Regions from separate parts of the Homo sapiens genome. Here region 2 is linked to region 1. Evidence: read pairs that join two places in POLR2A ChIA-PET (ENCODE). Cell type or tissue: IMR-90. All regions are shown on one strand.

Evidence for each region. ChIA-PET counts read pairs that join two places held together with the same protein. Peaks named below come from ENCODE experiments on the same cell type or tissue, not always from the same donor. Only the 100,000 strongest peaks of a DNase experiment are listed, where the experiment ranks them.
Region 2: POLR2A ChIA-PET joins it to region 1 with 11 read pairs; 9 of 35 experiments call an interaction of 5 or more read pairs at or near these places.

The regions. Positions count from the first base shown.
Region 1 is chr11:69,349,459-69,357,458 of GRCh38, forward strand. The region is part of intron 2 of LOC105369370 (a long non-coding RNA gene); the gene reads left to right. Among named protein-coding and RNA genes, the nearest start is that of MYEOV, 59 kb to the left of the region's middle. In IMR-90, no CTCF peak of the experiment used is centred here; DNase peaks (open chromatin) are centred at 2,163 and 3,473; H3K27ac peaks cover 1,755 bases.
Region 2 is chr11:69,626,421-69,634,420 of GRCh38, forward strand. No RefSeq gene overlaps it. Among named protein-coding and RNA genes, the nearest start is that of CCND1, 11 kb to the right of the region's middle. In IMR-90, no CTCF peak of the experiment used is centred here; no DNase peak of the experiment used is centred here.

The DNA of each region.
Region 1 (8,000 bases):
AATTTAAGTTGTTGAAGTTTTGGTATAAAGATGTTTATGATAGCCCTTAAAAGTCTGTAGGATCTGTGTTAATAATAAATACCCTTTCAGTTTCTGCACTGGTAGTTTGTATTCTCTCGTTTTTACTTCAACAGTCTAGCTAAGAGTTTATTAATTTTGTTGATCTCAAATAATCAACTTTTGGCTTTTTTTCCTTCTTTTTTGTCTGTCTGTTTTCTATTTCATTTATTTCTGCTCTTACTGTTATTTTTTCCTTTCTTCCACTTAATTTGGCTTTACTTTGCTCTTCTCTTTTCTAACTCCTCAAGGTGGATCTTCAGGTAATTGATTTTAGATTGCTCTTGCTTTCTAATGTAAGTATTTAAAGTTCTGAGCTTCCCTCTAACAACTATTGTGGCTGAATCCCACAGATTTTGATAGGATGTATTTTCATTGTCTTTCAATTCAAATTATTTTCTGATTTCCCTCGTGATTTCATCTTGAATTCATGAGTCATTTGTAGACGCATGAAACATTTATAGATATTTGGGGTTTTGCTAGACATCCTACTATTACTGATTTCTAATTAGGTTCAGTTGTTGTCAGAGTACACACCCTACATGATTTCTATTCTTTTAAAATTAATGAGACTTGTTTTCTGGCCCAGCATATGGTCTTTCTTGGTGAAATGTACCACATACAGTTGCTAGGTATAGTGTGCTATAGTTATCAGTCAGATCAAGGTGATGAATAGTTATGTTTATATTAGGTTGGTGCAAAAGTAATTGCGGTTTTTGCCATTTAATTTCAATTAAATAAGTAATTAAAAATAATTACTCATATTAATATATTGAGTAATTATTAATTAATCAATAAGTGTAATTATTAACATTAGTTAACATCATATTGAGTAATTATTATTAATTATTTTACTAATTTCTTATATATTTGTTCTTTTAATTGCTGAGAAAGGGTATTAAAATCTCTCTTTGTGATAGTGGGATTTGTGTGCATTTCTTCCCTTTATTAATTTTGTTTATATATTTTGAAGCTATATTATATATTTTAGACAAATCAAAATTTACACTTTTATGCCTTTCTAATCATTCCTTTTATTATGTAAAATGTCTCTCCTTATCTCTGATATTGCTGTATTGAAAGTTATTAATATTAATATCAACATAAGTATTAATATTAATCTATATGAGTAATTAAAAATAATTGCTCATAATATAATATTAAGTAATTATTATTAATTAACTGATCAATATGCATAATTATTAACATTAGTTAACATCTTATTGAGTAATTATTATTAATAATGTCTCATATTGATTAATTAATATCATTATAGCCACCCTGACATCTTGTGTTTATTCTTTGCATCTTGTGTTTATTCTTTTCAGTTTATTTACTTTTGTCTTATTTGTGTTTTTGTATTCAAAGTAAATCTCTTGTAGGCAGCACATAATTGGGTGTTGCTTTTAAAAATCCATATTGTCAATTTCTTCCTTTTCATTGGAGTGTTTAGAACATTAACATTTAATGCTGATCTTTTCTCTTTTTTGGTTCCTTTATTCCCCTTTCTCTGCATGCTTTTGGATTATTTGAATATTTTATAGTATTCCATATTAATTTATCTGTTGGCTGTTTGGCTGCATTTCCCTGTGTGTATGTAGTTGCTCTATGCATGGTTTCTTTGATTCTATCCTGTTTGGGGTTCTCTGAGTTTCTTGAATCTGTAAACTTATGTCTTACACTAAATATATAAGATTTTCAGTCATGTCTTCAAAGATTTTTCTGCTCCCATCTCACTCTCCTCTCTTTCTGGACTAGTTATAATGTTTAAGAGCTTTGGATATGGCTTCACAGGTTCCTGATGCTCTTTGTTCCTTTCCTTCTTCAATCTTTTTTTCCTCTGTGTCCTTCTGATTGACTCATTTTATTGATCTATGGGTTTGCTGACTTTTGCCTTTCTCATTTCCATTCTGCTATTGATCCATCCAGTGATTTTTAAACATTTCAAATATTTTCTTTGTTATTTCTAAAATTCCAATATCCTCTTTTAATACTTTCTCTGCCAGGATTTCTTATTTGCTTATTCATTTCAAATGTATTTCCTTGATCTCATTGAGTAGAGTTGTAGTAGATGCTTTAAATTCTTTGTCTGATAATTTCAATGTCTGAGTCATCTTGGTGCTTTCATCTGTTAATTTTTTTATCCTTTGAGAATGGGCTGCATGTTCCTGTTTCTTTGTATGTCAAATAATTTTGGATTGTATCATAGACAATCTTAATGTCATATTATATAGACTCTACATTCTGTTAAGATCCTCTGAATTATGTAGATGTCTTTGTTTTAGCAGGCTATTGATTCATACATATGTGTGCATCCACATAACCACTGCTATAATAGTCAGGGTTTTCCAGAGAAATAGAACCAACAGGAGATGTGTGTGTGTGGTGTGTGTGCATGGATGTGTGTGTGTGCCTGTGTGTGTGGATGTGCGTGTGTGCATATGTGTGTGTGTGCGTGTGTGTGTGTGTGCGCATGTGTGTGTATTTCTTTATTTACCGTAAGTTATTGGTTCATAGGATTATGGAGGCTGAGAAGTCCCACAAGCTGCCCTCTGCAAGCTGGAGACCCAGGAAAGCCAGTGGTGTAGTTTGAAGGCCTGAGAGTCAGAGAACCAATGGTGTTGATTCCAATCTAGATCTGAAGGCCTGAGAACCATGAGTGCTGACAGAAAGAGACTGATGTCTCAGCTCAGGCCATCAGGCAGAGTTAATTCACCCTTCATCCATCTATTAGTTCTATTCAGACCCACAATAGGTTGGATGGTGTTCACCCACCCTGAGAAGGGCCATCTGCTTGACTCAGCCCATGAATTCAAATGCCAGTCTCCTCCAGACCTTCATAGACACGCCGAGAAATCACTCACTGGCTATCTGGCATCCTGTGGCCCAGCCTAGCTGGCCCACAAAATGAACAATCACAACCACTTAGATCAATAGGTGGATCATTTCTAGTCCCTCCAGAATTCCCACTCCAAGGGTGTACTCACTTCACAAGTAATCATCATTCTGACTTATTTAACCATTGGTTAGTTTTGTCCATTCCTGAATATCACATAAACAGAACCACACAATATGTGTTTTAAAACATCTGGCTTCTTTTCTTAAAACATAGTATCTGTGGGATGCCTCCATGCTGTTAAATGTAGAAATAGTTCATGACTTTTCATTACTGGGTGATACCACATTGCATGAACATACTGCAGTCTATTGATCTAGTCCCTTGCTGATGGACAGCTGGGCTGTTTCCAGTTTAGGACAACAGGCTGGGCATTTTAGGAGGCAGCACAGAGCAGAATGGCTACAGGCATGTCTCTTACAGCCACACAACCCCGACTCAAATCCTAGCTCTGCTGCAGACCAGCTGTGTGACCTTGGGCAAGTGACTCACCCTCGCTGAGCTGCAGTTTCCTCTTCTGTGAAGTGGAGATTATGGTAGCAGTACTTACTCAGAGGGTTGTCATGAGGATCAAGTAAGAAGTCACATGAAATCACAGCCTGCAGCCTACCAGAGCCAGAGCCCAGTAAATGGCAGCTGTTAAATGATTATTGTGGGAGGAGGTAGCAATTATGAATGTCAGCTCTGAAATCTGATCTGAATTCACATTTCAGGCTAAATGAAGCAATCATTAGTAAACACTCAGCATAGGGCTAGCAAATAATAAGCTCACAATTTATTATCCTTATTGATACCTGATATGTAAATACTAGTAGCCTTTACAACAAGCATTCCCATGATAGGTTTTGCCATTTGATAGAGAACAGAACTGTTTCTCAGGGATGTGCAGCATTTCTGGTCACAGAGCAAGAACAAGGTGGTGTAGGGACCCTGCTTATCCTACCCTGCCCTCCAGATGCAGGGACCCCACTCCCACCCACCCCTACAGCCTCACCTTGAGTATCAGAGAAGGTGATGGTGGAGAGCCACCTCCCAGACTGGCCTGGGCTGCTTCCTGGGCCCATTTCTGTCCCTCTCTGGGTTTCACAGCTTCCCATCCCACCCAAAGGTGCACTGGTGCTGACCCTGGGCAGTGCTGTGGGCAGTGAAGGCCGGATGAGGTCCCTGAGTGACAGCAGGCTCTGAATTGCCGCAAGTGTCACCATGGTAAAGTTTCTTTCCTGCTCTGTGCCTCAGTTTCCTCATCTGTGAAGGGGCAATGGTGATAGCATCTGCTTCACAGGGGCCCTGTGGGTGCTGAATCAGAGGGCCCAGGTGAGGTTACGCCTGGGGTCAGGGCAGGGCCACCAGGGGTGTCCGGGGGCCACGCGAGCCTTTGAGAGGTGCCGCAGGTCTTGAGTCCACATACCAACTGCCACCCACACAGGCCGACGTCCCTTCCAACGGTGCAGCGGGGCTAAGGTCACTTGCAATCGTGGAGAAGAGACAGTGACCTGGGGTTGGGGCAGGAGCCTACGTCAAGACAGAGTCACGGATGGGTGGGGCTCAGTCCCTCCCTTGGAGGGAACCCCCCAGGACTGTGGCAGACCCCCTTGCAAGGTCCTCATCGGCTCCAGGGCAGGCCCAGCCTCTGCCATGGGTGTGAGGGAGAGTTGAGGGCTCTATGACGCCCCCCTCCCCAGATAACTCAAGGCCCGGGGAGGGAGCTTTGGGTTGAGATGGTGTCGTCAGGGGCTAGTGGGCAGGTGTGCAAAGCCCCAGGCTGGGCCCAGAGAAATTCAGCAGCAGGTTTCAGGGCAGCAGGAGGTCGGCTGGGAGGGTGGATCCTTATGCATCTCTCTGTCTCATCCCCTCTGACCGCCTCAGCCAGGGGGAGAGAATGGAGCTCGGTGAGCAGCCCCAGTGGGCCTGCTATGAATTACAGGACCCCCTGCAAATTCACACACATGCTTGCCCCCTGCTGTGCTACTGACAGCAAAGGCAGAATCTGAGCTGCTGGGACTTGCCCAAGGCTGCCAGCTGCAGATGCTGGAGCCAGACAGAAGCCCAGGCCGCCTTCACAGTCTGCATAGTTCCAGTGCAACAAGGAACCTAAAGGGTTAACCAGCATTAGCACAGGGCCCAGCAAGTCACTCCCAGGTACCTGCTCAAGAGAACAGAAAACATGTCTGCACAAAAACCTGCACAGCCAAGCTCACAGCAGCACCATCCACAGCAGCCACAGTGCAACAACCCAATGTCCACAGCAACTGACGCACAGAGAAACCAACTGTGGTCTAGCCACACAAGGGAATATTATTCAGCCCTGAAAAGGAATGCACTCCTGGTCCATGCTGCAAACATGCATGAACCTCAAAAACATTAGGCCAAGTAAAAGAAGCCAGTCACAACAAAACTAAATGTCGTAGAATTCCATTTAATGAAATGCCCAGAGTTGGCAAGTCTGTAGAGGGATAGAGTAGAAGGGTGGTTACTGGGGCTGGGGAATGAATGGGGGGTGGGGAAGTTGTGGGGCATGGCTGGAAGGTGTGGAGTTTCTTTCCAGGAGAATGAAAATATCCTAACATTGATTCTGGTGTTGGATGCCCGAGTCTGAATATACTGAAGACCACTGAATTGCACATTTCACATGGGTGGACTGCTGGTTCGTGAATTCCACCTCGATGAAGCTGTGGGTGAATCACTTGAGATTAGGAGTTCGAAACCAGCCTGTACAACATAGTGAAACCCTGTCTCTACTAAAAACATAAAAAATAAAAAATAGCCAGGCATGGTGGGGGGCACCTGTAATCCCAGCTACTTGGGAGGGTGAGGCAGGAGAATCACTTGAACCCAGGAGGTGGAGGTTGCAGTGAGCCGAGATCCTGCCACTGCACTCGAGCCTGGGTGACAAAGCGAGACTCTGTCTCAAAAAAGAAAAAAAGAAAAGTAAAGAATGCTGGACCATGTGGGAAGTGCCTAGCCTTGGGTCAAACCCCTTGCAGGTGCCCAAGAGATGGATGGAGACCACACAGAGGCATGCCCAGCCCAGCACCCTTCCCAAATGCACTGGATATGCATTAGCCGCCCTCCTTATTCTGTGCCTCCCAAAGCACCCACCCAGGTCCAGGCTCTGGGACTCTCAGACTCTGCCGGTCCCCTGCCCTGGGCCAGGTCCTGGGTTGGGTATGGAGAGCTGAGAGCCCAGAGCCAACCAAACCGTGGTGCCCTGGTAGCCTGCAGCTTGTTCATTTTGCTGGCAGCGAGACCCCTTGAGATCCAACTGCCCAAATGAAACATAAAGAGGCCGAAGCGCATGGTGGTAAAAGATGTGAGTCCCCAGATCGAAGCTTGGGGCAATTCTGCATGAGTTAGTTACACCGCTGCAACAAAGACACCTAAAAACACAGGGGCTCAATCCCTGCGTCAAGATCTCACATAAAAGGGAGATAGGCAGCCCAGGGCTGATTGGTGGCCTGACAGTGCCAGGGGCCTGGCTCCTTCTATCTCTCTCCCTCGCCATCCTCAGCAAGTCACTTCCATCTTGGGTCCAAGATGGGGAGGGAGGAGGGGACACCTCTTGCCATTAAGGGCAAGGCTTAAAAGGGCTTATGGAGCTTCAGCTGGAGTGGCCTCAATCAGAACTTATTCATGGCTGGGATGTGTTGCAAGGGAGTCTGGGAAATGCAGTGTTTATCTGGGAGGCCACGTGCCCAGCGAAGCATTATTACATTATTGTACAATAGGATGGGATGGGAGAGAAAGGAAGGAAAGAGGGAGGGGGAGGATGAAGAGAAGGAAGGAGGGAGGGAGAGGAGTAGGGAGGGAAAGAAGGAGGGAGGAAAGAAGGGAGGGAGGGAGAGGAGAAGGAGGAAAGGATGGATGGAAGGAAGAAAGGAAGGAAAGAGGGAGGGAGGGAGGAGAGAAGGAAGGAAGGAGCGAGAAAGGAGGGAAAGAGGGAGGGAAGAGAGAGGGAAGGAAAGGAGGGAGGAAGGAAGGGAGGGAAGAAAGATGGATGGAGGGAGGGAGGGAAGAATAGAAGGAAAGAAGGAGAGAGGGAAGGAGGGAGGAAGGAAGGAGGGAAGGAGGGAGGAAAGAAGGAGGGAGGAAGGAAGGGAGGGAGGGAAGAGGAAACACTGGACTCTAAGCATGTACAGTAAGCATTGTGAGCCTCAGTTTCCTCGTCTGTAGAGAGGGAAGCAGTTTCAAAGGCTGCTTGGAAGACTGATTGACGAGGCACAGTGCACCCGCAGGTAAAGGGGGACTACCTCACTGTTCTCCCGCCCCCGAAGACCTCCATGCTGGGCCAGGAGGACAGAGCGGGAGGTCTGCCCACTGCCCAGGAGCACCCCAGTGGGTGGAGTGAAGACTGGGCTGGCACACTGAGACAGTGGAGTCCACCGGGAGCTCAGGGGACTCAGGGACTCTTCAGCCCCTATCTGGGAACCCACTAGGGTTGGGACCCCTGTGCCAGACCTGGCCCAGCTCGGGGAGGGCTCTGCACTACCCGCTGCCTGTGGTCTGGCCCAGCCCCTGCCAGCACCGGCCCATGGTGATGTCACTCAGCATGCCCAGTGCCTGCAGCACTTCTCTGGTCTCTGGCCCCAGACCCACTGGCCGGCCGGACGCTCGATATATTCTGTTTTGAAAGAAAACAAACTCTTTTGAAACACTGCTGCTGGGAGCACAGGCTGAAAGTCTCGCCCCCACACTCCTTTCCCCTCCCATGGGAGCTGGTGCACATCTGAGCATCGGGGAAACCTGACAGGTGGGGCCACATGTGGGGCAGATGCCCCTTCCCCACCCTCCAAGGCAGCAGACGGGTACAGAGCCCCTGCTGTGTGGCTGCCTGGGATGCAGAGACAGCATTGAGACTGAAGGCAATAGGGAGCTATTGAAGGATTGAGAGGGAGAGTGACTGGGTCAGATAAGTGTCTCAGGAAGTTGGGGCAGTGCGACCCCCATTGGAAACATGTTGCAGTTGGTGTGAGTTGAACTAGGGGCACGATGGGGTGACAAATGTGAATGACATTTAACACAAGAAGCCACGGAGTTAGTGGCCACTCAG
Region 2 (8,000 bases), 280 kb after region 1:
AAGAGGCCCAGGGAAGCCAAAGAATGGGACACCCCTGGTCTAGGGCATGGATAATATCAAACACTGATATCTAGCAAATATGAAACTCAATAGCAGGGTGCATTTAGAACTAGAAGATAGCCGGGTGCGGTGGCTCATGCCTGTAATCCCAGCACTTTGGGAGGCCAAGGCAGGTGGATCACCTGAGGTCAGGAGTTCGAGACCAGCCTGGCCAACCTGGTGAAACCCTATCTCTACTAAAAACACAAAAATCAGCTGGGTGCGGTGGCAGGTGCCTATAATCTCAGCTACTTGGGAGGCTGAGGCAGAAGAATCGCTTGAACCCAGGAGGTGGAAGTTGCAGTGAGCCAAGATCACGCCATTGCACTCCAGCCTGGGTGACAAAGCAAGACTCCATCTCAGAAAAAAAAAAAAAGAACTAGATGATAAACATGACCAGTGACTTTTATCTCCAAACTCCCAACACCAGCCATAAAAGGGCTCTTCCCAACTGCCTTCCAGAGTGCCACCTTCCTGGCCCTTCCCAGCCTCAGGAGTGTTTGCAGCATGTCTTTAATGATGGCTCGTGGTGGCCAGGCACTTCGGTCACAAGCAGAGGTTTGCAAGGTTATCACATTAACTGTGCCTGATCCCTTGCACCCAAGTTACAGGCTGAAGCCACAAAATTGTCTCCCAATCAGAGGCCTCTTGCCGAACGCCCCCACAAACACCAAGGCCCCTTAATCAGAGTTGAGTGGATGTGCCGGTGAACTCTGCAACAGGGAGAATGCTGATTTTTCCAATTGTGCAAAGTACCTCAGCAGTCTCCCTCTAATTTTCCTTTTCATGTTCTTTTGAGGAGGTTTGTGTATTGCCAGTCAAGGTTCTATGGCAAAACAAAAAACAAAACACAAAAAAAAGCCCACAACAGCGAAAACAACGACGACTAAATACAGAAAGCAGCAGAGAGCTGCCTGCTGAGCCTCCGCCTGGGCTGAGGCTCCCTGGGAGTCCGGCTCCATCCAGCCATGGTGCTCGAGTTGGGCATCTTAGCATGAGAAGCTGGAAGTACATGATCTCGGTGTTTTCATGACTTCTCACGAGCTGCCTTTGCAGACAGACCCCCTACCTCCTGGCACTCCACGCCTGCTTCAAATCTCAAGCCAGCCCGCCTTCTCCAAAGAGAAGCCACGTGGGATCCCTCCCTCTCCTGAGCTCCTAGAGAGCCCAGGATGGCAGTGGGAGGGAATGGGTGGTCACAGACTCTGGAGGAAGTCACTCTTCCGTAGAGCAACACGTATGGTGCCTGAGACACGTCGGCAGGTGTGGGTGGCGGCTGTGCGCAGCTGGTTGCAATGTGGCGAGGTGGGACCGCGGTGGGGTCTTGTGTTGAAGGTCCAGGTGCCGTGCACTTGGGGGCAGGGGCACCACTACAAGAACAGCTGAGTCCCATGGGCTGGAAAAGAGGTGTGGTAGGCCCCCGGGGGTGGGGAAAAGTTGACTTGGGTGAAGAGGGTCTTGGAACGCCAGGTAGTGATTTTAGAACACCTTCAGGATTCCCCGGGGAGCCACTGAGGGTGCCTGAGTGCAGAGTAGCATCGTGAGAGAAGTCCTTGAGTGTAGCCTGCCAGGCGGGTGGGCAAAGGGAATGGTGACATACAGCAAGCTTCACAGGCCCGACGTCAAGCTGTGTGATGAGCGTAACAGCAGCTGACACCTTCAGCACCAGCTATGTGAAGGCCCTAGGTCAGGGCACTTTACAGGAATTGACTTGTTAAGTCCTCCCATTGTTATCACCCCATTTTACAGGGAAGTAAAACAAGGCACATGGAGAAAGCAACTCAATTAAGACCACACAGCCAGCAAGCAGCAGAGCTAAGACTGGAAGCCCAGGGTCTGGCCCCAGAGCCGCACATGTCATCACCGCACAGCCTTGCTTGGCTGGGCTGTAATCCATCGGCAGACCCGGGAGGCAAGGAGGAGGACAGGCCTGTATGCTTGCTTAGAAATGAAAGGACTGAATCAGGAGCTGGAAACATGCCTCTCCTTTTGTATTAGTTATTCATTGCTGTGTAACAAGCTGCCCCAAAATGTTGTTTAAAACAATGCCCATTTGTTATCACCTAGGTGATGTGGGTCAGGAATCGGCGTGGGGCTTAGCTTGGTCCCCTGGCTCAGGGTCTCTCACAGGCTGCAATAAAGGGCTCTTGGGGGGCTGGAGCCATCTCAAGGGTGGACTTACAGGCTCACACCCGTGGCTGTCAGCAGCCTGCAAGGCCTTGCTGGCTGTGGGCTGGGGACTGCAGTTCCTGGCCATGTGGACAACCCAGAGGACAACTCACAACATAGCAGCTGGCTTCTCCAAGGGCAAGGGCTCCAAGACCGCCAGCAAGGCAGACAGCACAGCCTTTTCAGAACCCGGTCTTGGAAGGGATGTCTCATCACATTTCCTTGGAAGTCACAGGCCTCACCCACACTCAAGGAGCACGGGATTGCACAAGGGCACGAGTGTCAGGAGACAGGACTACTGGGTGCCATTCTAGAGACCGTCTGCCACAACTTTTAAAATCAGAGCTTATTTTATAGTTCTTTTTTGTTATTAAAAAAAAATTCATGATCAGCATTGAAAAACACAAAAAATTCATGATCAGCACTGAAAAATGCAAAAAAGTGTAAAATAAAAACTCTCCAGCTTTTCTGTCTCCTCTTTCATCATTAGCCCTTGTTGGACCTCCTTTGTCCCTTGCTACTGCTGTGGCTCAGCCTGGGTCCCGCTTCATCCCTCAGAACTGGGACTTTTCTCCTTGTCTGGGTACTTTGTCCTCATACACGCCCCACACTCCCAGAAGCCCCCATCCCAGCATTTATGACCACTGACTCTCCTGTCTCTTCCATGAATGCAGACAAACCATTCATGTTCCCAGCCAGAGCCAGTTCTCTGCCTGTGCACCGGGCCCCGCCCCACAGCCTCCTGAAGGGCTTTGCAATGTTTGCCTCTCCCCTGCATCATTTTCCCTTTCTCCTGGAATGTTCCCATTCAACAAACAAGTCTGCTGCTATTTCTCCCGTTGAAAAGAAAATAACCCCCCGCACCCCCCCACCCGTGACCCATTCTCCTCTCCAACTTCCTTCCCTTTCCAGCAAAGCTGATTTCTCCCCTGGCAGCTCTGCTCTCAGACTTCCTGCTCCTCCCCGAAAATCCTGACCCCACTAAGGGCCACTACCACTTTGCCATTGACTGTGTCTCTGTGGCATCACTGTTCTTGCTTCTTAATCTTCATGGCAGAGGACAGGCCTCACTGAGGGCTAAGAGAGCTAAGGGAATCATAGTGTGGAAGGGAACAAGTTAAGTTCCACAATTTGAGTCACTGCCCATCATTCCTGGGAAGCACCACAGGAAGTTCAGCCCTGCACAGGGCCCCCTCATCCCTGTCCCTGTGCCCTAAGACCCAGCGTGGGCAATTCCAAGTCTCTTCCTCTCATCTAGAGCACTGCCCCCTTCAAGCCTCTTGCCCTTCCAATCTCTGCCTGTCTTCAAGGAAACCACTCCCACTGCCAATATCATGAATACAAAGTGGCTGAAATAAGGCATAATGTATTTTTTCCTCTCATGTACAAAACTTGGTATGGTGGCACTACTCTATAATTGAGTAAAGGGCCCTCATCAATGTGACATTCCTCATCCACATCATTCAAGAAAAGTCACTGCCATGTTTGCGCCTCATCAGGAAGAGGAAAAGGAGAAGGGGATAGCATGCCCCTGCCTTTTAATGCCCCAACCCAGGAGTTTCAATCAGCAGTTGCTCTCACAGCCAACTGGCTAGGACTTAGTCACATGGCCATCCCCTGCTGCAAGGGATGCTGGGAAATGTAGTCTTTAGCTGAGTAGTAGGTGCCCAGTTAAAAACTCTATTGCTATGGAAGAAGGAGAGTATTAAAGATATCAAAGGGCACTGAGCAATGCCTGCCACCCAGAACCCTATCCCGCAGCACTGCCTTTTCCCACCTGTGAATACAATGCTCCTGGGAGGAATTGAGGGAGACTCTGGAGGTCTAGCAGCCTTCAAAGTGTCCTGATTTGCCCTAGTAGACAGCAGGCTGCTGCTGGATCAGACACACACGTCTCCCAAGGACCTCATGAATTCTTAGAGGTAGCGTGGTCAAAGTTCATGCTAAGGAAAACACGGCTGCCTTACTGCTTCTTACTCAGCAGCCACCCCACCGGCCCTGTGCCGAAAGCATTGTATGTTGATGCTATAACTGTCATTTCTCTTTCCATTTCCTCCTGCTTTCGGCCCATGCCCTGCATCTTAGGAGGCAGAATCCAGGCCTCCTGTGCTCCTAAGTTGTCATCATCCAGTGACACGAAGGCCTGCCTTTGTATTTACGTGCAGCATCTGCCCTGGGACCAGACCAATTAAACTCTACCTGAAACACCAGCCTCCCATTCCACTGCCTGCTGGAAAGGAGGTCATGGGGAATTTAGGATCCTCCTGAGCCTGGTAACTGGGGGCTGGGCAAGGGGCTCCTCCCTCCATGACGGAGAGAATCTCATGTAGCTACTGCCCAATAAAACACATGGGATTTGGCTCAGGTGTTCCCTGAGCCAGGGAGCCTGGGACCTGGAAAATACCTGGGTGTCTTTTGAAGTTGTTTCTGGTTGGATTCTTTTCTCTACTATAAAGGTAGTATTTGTTCATAATAGAATACAGTATGTGAAAGTACATAACAGAGTATAGAAAAGGAAAAAATTGGCCAGGTGTGGTGGTTCATGCCTGTAATCCCAGCACTTTGGGAGGCCGAGGCGGGCAGATCACCTGAGGTCAGGAGTTCGAGACCAGCCTGGCCAACATGGTGAAACCCGTCTCTACTAAAAATACAAAAAAAAAAAAGAAAAAAAAGAAAGAAAAGAAAAATAGCTGGGCATGGTGGCGCATGCCTCTAATCCCAACTACTTGGGAGGCTGAGGCAGGAGAATCGTTTGAACCCAGGAGGTGGAGTTTGCAGTGAGCTGAGACCGCGCCACTGCACTCCAGCCTGGGAGACAGAGCAAGCCTCTGTCTCAACAAAAAAAAAAAAAAAAAAAAAAAAAAAAAAGGGAAAAATCACTCCAATCATCCCAAGTCTCAGCTCCTACTCTTTTGCTATATGTCCTTCAAACCAGCTATGTATTTATTTTGCTGAATTTATGCTGGTTTTATCTTTTGTATCTTGCTTTTTTTCATTTAATGTTTTTCCATCCAGTGAACACACCCTAATTTGCCATTCCCCTCTTCTTGAACATGAGATTGTCTCTAGGGTATCTCTTGCAAATAGGATAATTGTCAATGATGTAACGGGTCTCTATGCAACTTGCAAAAGTGATCAGTCTTGGTGTCCTCCTCATCCTAGTGTTTGGTTCCAAGCAACAGAAACCAATGCTGGCAGATTTCAGCAGAAAAGGAAAATCAGATGCAGAAGATAGGCAGGAACAAGGGAGGCAAGACAGCACGAATCACAATGGAAGCATGCTGCAGATCTTCTCTGATGAGAAGCCAGGGCTACCCCTACCTATCCCAACACCAGACCCTCCAGTAAAACTGCAGCGGCCCACACCACCTTGTCACCAGAGCCCACAGCTCTATGATGGGCAGCACAGATACTGCTGCTCATAAACTTGAATGCCTCACCCAGTTCTACACTAGAAAACATTTCCTACCTTTTCTGATTCTTCCCACCACCAGCTCCCAATTCAAAATCTTGATCCAAAAAGATGAAATGTATAAATAATACTATTTATAATGACATCAAAATATCAAGTACTTAAGAAGAAATCTAATAAAAGATGCACAACACCCAACACACACACACACACTCACACACACACACCTGCAATTAAATTAAGGACAATCTAAATAAACAGAGGTCTATATCATGCCCATGAATTGAATGACTCTGTTAGTAAAAGTGTCAATTCCCTCAAAATTGATCTATAGATCCAATACAATCCCAATCAAAATTCCAGCATTGTGTGTGTGCACATGTGTAAGTTGATTCTGAAATGTTTATGGAGCCCCAAGGGCCAGGAGTAGCCAGGGCAACCATAAAAGAGAAGTGGGTTGGAGGATTTAGCCCGCCAGATATCAAGAATTCGTAGCGTATAGCTTCCATGATGCTTCTGGGGTAAGGACTGAAAAAGAGACCAGTGGAACGGGATAGAAAGTCCAGAAACAAGAGATTTGTGTTAAGTGAGCAGATTTTAGCTGCTCTGTTCACAAAAAAAAGTAACTATGTGAGATGACAGGTATGTTACACTAATTCACTATGGTAACCATTTTACTATGTATATGTATCTTATAACATCATGCTGTCAAGTTTATTTCAAAAATAAATTTTACATAAAATCTTAGCAGTGTTATTCATAATAGACAAAAAGTGGGAAAATTCTATTTTTTTAAAGTACAGAAACTTTATTCCTCAAAGGGGAAATAGGTTAATAATAATAAGAAGAAGAATTAAGGCCAGGTGTGGTGGCTCATGCCTATAATCCCAGCACTTTGGGAGGCCAAGGCCAGAGGATTACTTGAGCCCAGGAGTTTGAGACCAGCCTGGGCAACATAGTGAGACCCCATGTTTACAAAAATTAAAAAATTAGCTGGGTGACGTGACAAGTGCCTATAGTCCCAGCTACTTGGGAGGCGAAGGCAGGAGGATTGCTTGAGACCAGGAGGTCAAGGCTACAGTAAGGTATGATCGTGCCACTGCACTCCAGCATGGGCAACAGAGCAAGACCCTGTATCTAGGGGGAAAAAAATGATAAGCCTTGTGAAAGAGAAATGAAAACAGCATCCACACATAAACTTGTACCTCTGTGTTCATCGGCAGCATTGTCCACAGTAACCAAAGGTAGAAACCATCCTAAGGCCCATTGACTGATGAATGGATAAGCAAAATGTGGTCTATCAATACGATTGATAGTATTCAACCATAAAGAGGAATGAACCATGGACACATGCCACATGTGGGCCTTGAAAACGTGATGCTAAGTGGAAAAAGCCAGATGCAAGAGGCTGCATAGCATATGATTCCATCTGTTGGAAATGTCCAGAAAAGGCAGATCCACAGAGAAAGATTAGTGGTTGCCAGGGGCTGGGGAAAAGGGGGAAGAAAAGGGTGAATAACTACAAATGGGTACAGGGTTTCTTTGGCGGATGATGAAAATGTTCTCAGATGGTGATGGTGGCTGTCCAACATAACAAAATCCATCGAACTATATACTCTAAACGAGTGAACTTTACGGTATGTAAGTTATTTTTCAATAAAGTGGTTTCAAAAAAATAAAAAGGTGAACCCTACCATTTCTAGGTGCTTTGGAGTTTACCGTTTTTCTCCTTGCATTCTGGAGTCAGAGTGAGAAGGCATCTCAGCTCTACCACAGCTGAATGATGTGTTGGGCTTCGGTTTCCTCATCTGTAAAATGGGGATAAAGGGCCTCTCCTTGGAGCTGCCATGAAGATTGAATTAGATGCCCTCTGTGAAGATGCAGGGCAGGTGGAGAGCACAGTAAGCGTCTCGGGGGGCCACGCCATCACCGCCAGCAGGGCTCACCAGTATCTTTGCCCAGAGAATAGCCGGGGTCTAGGGAGCAGCCAGGGTCTAGGGAGAAGGGCTGCTTCCCTGTGGAGGCTCCTAACTTTCCCATCTCCTCCCTGTTTCTCCCCTGCCCACCCCTTACTCCTGGAAGTGTGACTCGCTGCCTCCTCCCGTGACTCCCCTACATTGCATCTCCCCAGTTACTGTCGTTATCTCTCATCTCTTCTTTCCAAACAGCCTCTGTCTAGCACCTTGGAGCTCGCATGGGAATTCATGGGTGGGTGGATTCCAAGCTTGGCTTCATCAGATGACAACTAAAAGGCAGAGGCCTGGGGGGGCAAGGGAGCTCCAGGATCTGTCTCCCTTTGGAGAAGCCCAGGTTCACCTTCCCAGCAAGCTGCTCCGGCCCCACGCCCCTGGCCCTCAATAACCTTCAGTGGCTCCCTTCT